Linked DNA regions of Homo sapiens: region 1 is linked to region 2. A link is a contact called in ENCODE Hi-C data. All regions are on one chromosome and are shown on one strand. The core of a region is the stretch at or near the end of the contact, and the rest is flanking DNA. Distances in the headings are between cores, read along the strand shown. Region 1 holds the start of NXTAR (negative expression of androgen receptor regulating lncRNA). Region 2 overlaps AR (androgen receptor).

Region 1 (3,083 bases), core at 370-2,869, 220 kb before region 2:
AACTATTAGCAGTGGGAGACTGCTCCAAGCAGATGGCTTTTTTTTTTCTCCTGAGGTTGGGGGGGCAGGGTGGGGAGGAGGTAATTTGCTGGCATTTTTATAGTCCTTTGAAGCTAACAGTGGTATGGCCAGAAGGAAACATGGCTCCTTAGCTCTGGGGCAGGGCCTGGGAATCTGCATGTTGCTTTCTGGGAGTTGCAAGAAGGGAAACATCCTTGAACTACAGAGAAAATGGGTAAAAGGATAACAAAGGCACAGAAATGATACAAGGAGAAGCCCTAGGATGTGACTTAAGGAGAAGGCTTGGGGTCATCTAAAGTACAGAATGATGGGATTGTGATATTTAAAGACTGGAAGGGCCTTAAAGGATTGCCTGGGTCAAATATCACCATTTTGTAAGTTAGGAAGCTGAAGCCCAAGGGGCAGAGACATGTCCGAGTTCATACACATGCATAAACACACTCACAAACACACCTTAAAGTTATGGAATCGTAGATACACAGTGTCCTGGAACTGAGCCACTGTAACACAGTTTATCCAACACCCCCGCCCCTCCCCCCCCGGCCTTATGCTATCAATGGGGAACTAGAGGTCCAGAGAAGAGAAAGGATCAACCCAAGGTCACACAGAGAGTCAGCGGTAAGCTAGGGAATGGAGACACAGAGAAAGAGGTATTTGGAAACCCCATAAAGAATGAAGTGGGAGATGGAAGAAAAGGCTGCCGAGATTTGACACCAGGGAATTAGCAGGCAGACCACACACAAAGAGTGTGTTTACTCTTTCTAAGGCAATCCTGCCCTGGATAGTGGTCTTCATTTCCAAAGATTGCTGCAGAAGGAAGGCTCATACACTAGAGGCACATGTAAAAATTGCTATAGCCTCCAGTTCTTGGTTTCCATCATTTCTCTCTTCTCATCTCTCTCCATTTATCCTATCCTTGCTTGGCCTCCTCAGTTTCTCTCTCTGGTTTCTCTCTCTCCCTTGGGTTCTTTGTTTCAGAATCACTACTCCTAGGCCCCATCTTAGTTTTGTAGGTTGTGTCTATACCTAGCTGAGTGGCACCTCTTAGAGTTGCAGTGTGCATCCTGTATAACTCTATACAGCATTCCTGCTCCACCCCATCAAAAACAAAATGTTTATTACCTTATCTCAGGTAGATATATGGGAAGGAAGGCCTAGATTAAACACTAATGATGCCATTTTCCCTCTCTGGTGTCATATCGCTTTCAAAAGGAGAGCTAACTGCCTCCAATGAAATCTCATTGATGGATGATTATAGTTGGAAATATGAAGTTAGGGGAGGGGGGATAATATTGGGGATATAACTACTCCTAATATAATACCTTACAGATCTAGCACCAAGGACTTAAAGTTAGAGAATTCTTTCAATGAGATACTCATTACTGAGCACCTACTTTGTGCCAGGTTTCGTGTTAGGTATGGGAAGGGCATGAGAGTGAGAAAGTGGCAGGGAAAAATTACACAAAGAATTTCACAAGGAGTAGGGCAGGTGATTGCTTAAGGAGCTAATTATAACTCGGAGCTGAAGGATGTGTGAGCTAAACAGCTCAATATAGAAGTACAAAGGAGAGGGATGTTATCTTCTAGTGGGGGTGAGGGAAAAGGAAGGCTGCACAGAAGAACTGGCATTTGTGTTCTGCCTACAAAGCTGAAAAGGATTTCACCCAAATCAGGGAAGGTGAGGGGAAAGGGAACAGTGGGATGAGTAAATGCCTAGGAACCTGAAAAAATAGAACATGTTTGAACCTTGTGATAGGAGAATAACAGGGAGGAAAGGGTAGATGAAGTTTTACAGTTAAGAGTGGTATAAAAGGGAAGCCCGCAATGCCAGGCTAAGGGGTATGGGTCTTATCCTTGGGGAAATGAGGAGCCATTGAAGAGTTTTAAGCAGGGAAGTCACATGATCATATTTTGTTGTTTATTTTGTTTTCTTTCTCTGGATAATAATTATGGCAGCAAAGTGGAGGACTGGCTGGAGGAGGGGAAGCCTGAAAATAGGGAGATGAGTGAGAACATTTTGAAGGACAGAACTGAGTCAGTGTAACAGATAGAAAAGATATTTTGGTAGTAGATTAACAGAATTTGAGTAATATTGGATTGAGGGGTTTAAGAGTGAGCTACTAATGCTCCAGAACAATCACTGATCTCAATGCCGTATAACAACAAATATTTATTTCTCACTAGAATAACTTCAGGTCAACTAGGGTTGTGATGACCAGGCTGGGCTTGTCCTGGATTGGCTACAGGAATGAGAAAACACACACAATGCTTCTTAGTACCTAGCTTCAGAATTTGCATGCTGTCACTTATGCCAGCCTTCCATTGGCAGAAGAAAATAACATAACTGGGCCTAGAATCAGAGTGGAAGGGAGTGACATGTCACATGTCAACAAAGAGCATGGATAAAGAGAAGGGTGAATAATTGAGACCATTAATGCAATCAGTCTACCACAGTTGGAGCTGAAGGATGAGGCAAAGGCGGAAAGGTGAAAAAGACCATACGGCACATTTGAGAAACAAACAAAAGGCTAATATGGCTGTACCACAGAGAGCAAGGAGGGAGAGTGGTGTGATATAAAGCTGGTAGATGCCAGATCATGTAGGTTATCACGGGTCACAGCAATGGTTTTAGTCTTTATTCTGAAGGCAATAAGAAACCACTATAGAGATTTAAGTAGAGGAAGGACATTCTCCAAATTTTCAGCTGGGGCAAATGGATACCTTATGATGCTATTCAGTGACATAGAGAAGCCTATTGAAGCCTGAGTTCTTCAGCTGGAAGACCAAGATTAGGTGTATGGTAGATCTTGATGAGTATAAGCCAAGGTTTCTCAATGTTTAGTGCTATTGACATACTAGGTGTGATCAATGTTTGTTGTGGGGCTTGTCCTGTGCATTGTACGGTATTACCAGCACCCCTGGTCTCTAGCAGATGCTGGTCGTACTACTCCCCGCAAGTTGTGATAACGAAAAATTTCTCCAAGCATTGTCAAAGTCTCTGGGGACCAAAACCACCTCTGGTTGGGAATCACTGGGTCTAATCTAACCCTGGTCTAAACTAA
Region 2 (3,422 bases), core at 879-3,378:
GTACCTCCCACCCCCCAAAAAATTCACCAAATCCTGGTTCTGTTGCTTATTGTCTGAGTTACCTTGGAATCTCCTTTAATTTCCTCCAGTCTCAGTTTACTCATCTGTGAACTAAGGATTTGATCCCTGTTGTGCCTACCTCCAAGTTGATTTTGAAGAGTAAAAAAGATAATGTGTCTGAAAGTACTTGGTAGATTTCAAGCAATTTATACATCCTAGGAATTGTAATAACTTAGTCTCAAACATGCTCATTCGTTCCACTCCCATTTTCCGGTCCTCCACCATTTCTCTTACCAACTAACTATAACAAAGCCAGCCTCTAAGTCCTTTGAAAACCATCGATAAACAAAATGCAAGAGGGAAAGGAAAAAAGAGAACTAGGTCTCCTGCCAGCTCAAGCAACTTTTAGCTTACCTGATTTCTTATAGATCCGGGGCATGGCTGCCTGAATAAGTCAGTGTTGCTACCACTGATAAAATATCTTAATACCAATCTTTTAAAGTCATCCAGAAAGCATCCTTCATGGATCCATTGTGATTTCCCTTCCTAGAAGTGGTTTCAGAAGGGTCTGTGAGGATGGTTTTGATGGCAAGGAGATGGCACAGTGAAAGTGGAGTGGGAGGCTGTGCCACTGTGGGAAGACAGTCTGAGGTGCTAGAGAAGGGAAAAGTAGATGAAGGAAAATGGCGGTGGGCAAAGAGAAGGATAGTTGCCTCAAACAAGAAAGAAGATTGGGGTCTGTGGAACAGGGTTCAAACAGGCCAGGACCAAAGAGAAGCTCTAGGTTTTGCTAATTTTTAGGATTACAGATTTACAAGATGAAAACCAGGGGGAAAATTGGCTCTAAGGAAACCCCAATGTGTACCTATAATGAACAGTTGGTAACTGCTAATTTCTCCACTAATAAATTTAGAAGTGCAGTGGAGAATAAAGTAGAAAAAAAATTATTTCACTTTCTAGCAACTGTCATATGCCATGGTAACAATGCATGTGACTGAAACTGAAAAGAAAAGAATTAAATGAACCCATCAACCTGACACTTCCATGCTACTCTCAGCTACCAATAGCAGGGCCATTACAATTTCAGACAGCAGGGGTTATTACCACTGACACCACAGAAATAAAAATAACTATCAGAAGGTATTATGAACACCTCTATGCACACAAACTAGAAAAATCTAGAAAAAATGGATAAATTCCCAAACAAATACATCCCGCCAAGACTGAATCAGGAAGAAATTGAACTCCTGAACATACCAATAATGACACTGGTACGACTGCTCCTTCCCTCTCACCCTTACTCTATTATACACTGAGGAGTTCAAAGTTGATAGAATAAGAAGGCTTAGTAGATGCTCTCCAGAGTCGTGGGAGATGGAAGTGGATCACCTTGTTTGTTTCCATGGGAGAAAGCCAAACAGATTTCACCTCTCAACTTACTCCCCCATAGACTGGGGTATAGTCCTTGCCTCTTAGGATATGCCAGCCTGCTCTTAAATGACTCAGCAGATCTTTAAATATACCCAAGCAAAGAGCTGCTCCGAGACACAACTTGCTGTTAAAAAAATGTTTTAATCTGTTTGGGGTGTTGAGAGGAAGGTCCTTTGTTAACATTAGGTTCCCAAGCAAATTCAGTACTGCTGTGACTCTTTCTCTCCCTATATGCTAAGAGGCTTGTTTTTGTTCTGCTGCCTGCCATTTGCCAGCTGTGTGGATCACAAGGATGAGAAGGGAGATCATTCCAGGCCACGGAAGGATTCAAGAAAATTCCTGCCCAGTAATTTTGTTGGGGGAAGGGTGCCAATATGTGCAACGGAGTTACTAGTTTAAATGTAGGGGCCCCAAACTCAAAGAGGTCCCATAATTTGCATTGAGTCATTCTGTTCCTTGTGGAAGACCATGACCTCTGGCCAAGAAGAGGAATCTTCTCACTCTCCCTCTCTCCTCAGACTAGCTCTGTCTCACACTTTGAAGCACACATCAACCAATAAGAGATTTCAGCTGGGCTGAGGGAAGTAACTTAATAACTTGCATTACCGAAGCAAATCATGCTCCCCTGTTATCTGCAATGACCTCACGCTTACATTCCAGCCAAAGCATTTTGGAGACTCAAAGCTTTGTGGAAGGGGAAGCCAGGCAGCAGTGGCCTGGGGAAAAGCCCATGTATGTCAGCCAGAGTCTAGCGTTTTCCCAAGCTCTGTTTGTCTGGACTACTACTACTACTAATAATAATAGGTACAATTTATGAAGCTTGTACTATGCACCAGGCCCTGGGCTAGATATTTACATTTATTATCTCACTTATATTCACAAAAACCCAACAAAGGAAGCATTAGTATCTTCATTTTAGAAATGAAGAAACTGAAACTCAAGAGAGGTGAAGCAGCCCAGAACTGGAAGCTAGTAAGACCCAGAGCCAGTATTTAAAACAAAATCTGTCAGATGCCAAAGCCTATTCCTGAACATCGGTCAACATACTACACTTTGACTCTTACCCCAGCTTCTTTCCCGAAGGCCCTTCAGCCTCTCTGTTATGTATTTAAAATCCTTAACTACACAAAGTATGCCTCATATCATCCAAATGGGCATTTTGGAGTCATCTATAGGCTTTTAAATTGTTAAAAAGTGACTGTAAAAATCATCTACTATGAGTTCAAACCTTTGCCCTATACATGGTTCCCAAAGGGTCCAGACTCTTCTTGAATGTCTTCAGTGAATGTGAATTTACTATTTATGTGATTCAGCCAATAGATAGACAGATATGGTGTGGTGAATTAGAAGAAGGGAACTAATATTTCAGCACCTACTAAGTGCCATGCCCTTTATCCTAGTTGTTTTATTTCATTCTTATAATAACTCTATAAGAAGAGTGCTCTACAGATAATGAAGATCTAGAGGCTCAGAGGGGTTATGTTACTGTCCTGAGGTCATCCAACTATGTTATGTGGCCGTGCTAGAATTGAAAGCCAGGTCTGATCCTATTGTGGTGCTGCTTGTACATTTCTTTAGCTCCTCCTATACGAGGAGTGAAAGCCCTTGGAGTAAGCAAGGGACCCAAGATTTGCTTAGGTCTCTGATCTGATGGGGATGACATACTCGAATGACTAGAAGAGTCAAGCAGGTAACTTAAATGAATAAAGCGGATCAGTGCTGCCTGGGCAAACTGCAAAGTGCATGGCCCATCCAGAGGATCAGCTGCTTTTCACCTACAGCTGGTCATTACCATGTAGGAATGAAAGTCCTGTATTGCCAGATCTTCATTCCCTATGGTGGAAATCTGAATTTTGAAGTAAAATGTTAGCAAGTAATTCAATAAACACACACACATACACACACACACACACACACACACACACACACACACACATATACACCATATAGACCAAACAAAACTCATATGGTCCATGTTGACAACTTCTGAT

What was found. Hi-C counts contacts between places; a loop is a spot of excess contacts on that map. Pooled maps may share reads with other maps.
Region 1: a loop to region 2 is called in a map of heart left ventricle, with 2.3 times the contacts of the local background. The contact joins the promoter of NXTAR here to the enhancer-like site in region 2. A Hi-C loop is called at or near these places in 5 of 168 maps with a recorded cell type or tissue (MCF 10A, endothelial cell of umbilical vein, heart left ventricle and 1 more), 1 of 37 single-sample maps with no recorded cell type and 6 of 50 pooled maps.

Annotation. Positions count from the first base shown.
Region 1 is chrX:67,783,426-67,786,508 of GRCh38, reverse strand. It overlaps NXTAR (negative expression of androgen receptor regulating lncRNA), which reads left to right and starts at 1,619. Exons shown (of 5, transcript XR_938423.3): 1 at 1,619-1,699.
Region 2 is chrX:67,562,302-67,565,723 of GRCh38, reverse strand. The region is part of intron 1 of AR (androgen receptor); the gene reads right to left. Among named protein-coding and RNA genes, the nearest start is that of AR, 20 kb to the right of the region's middle. Within about 2 kb of position 2,128, at least 4 of the 41 ENCODE cell types and tissues checked have a DNase peak (open chromatin) inside an H3K27ac peak, as active enhancers do.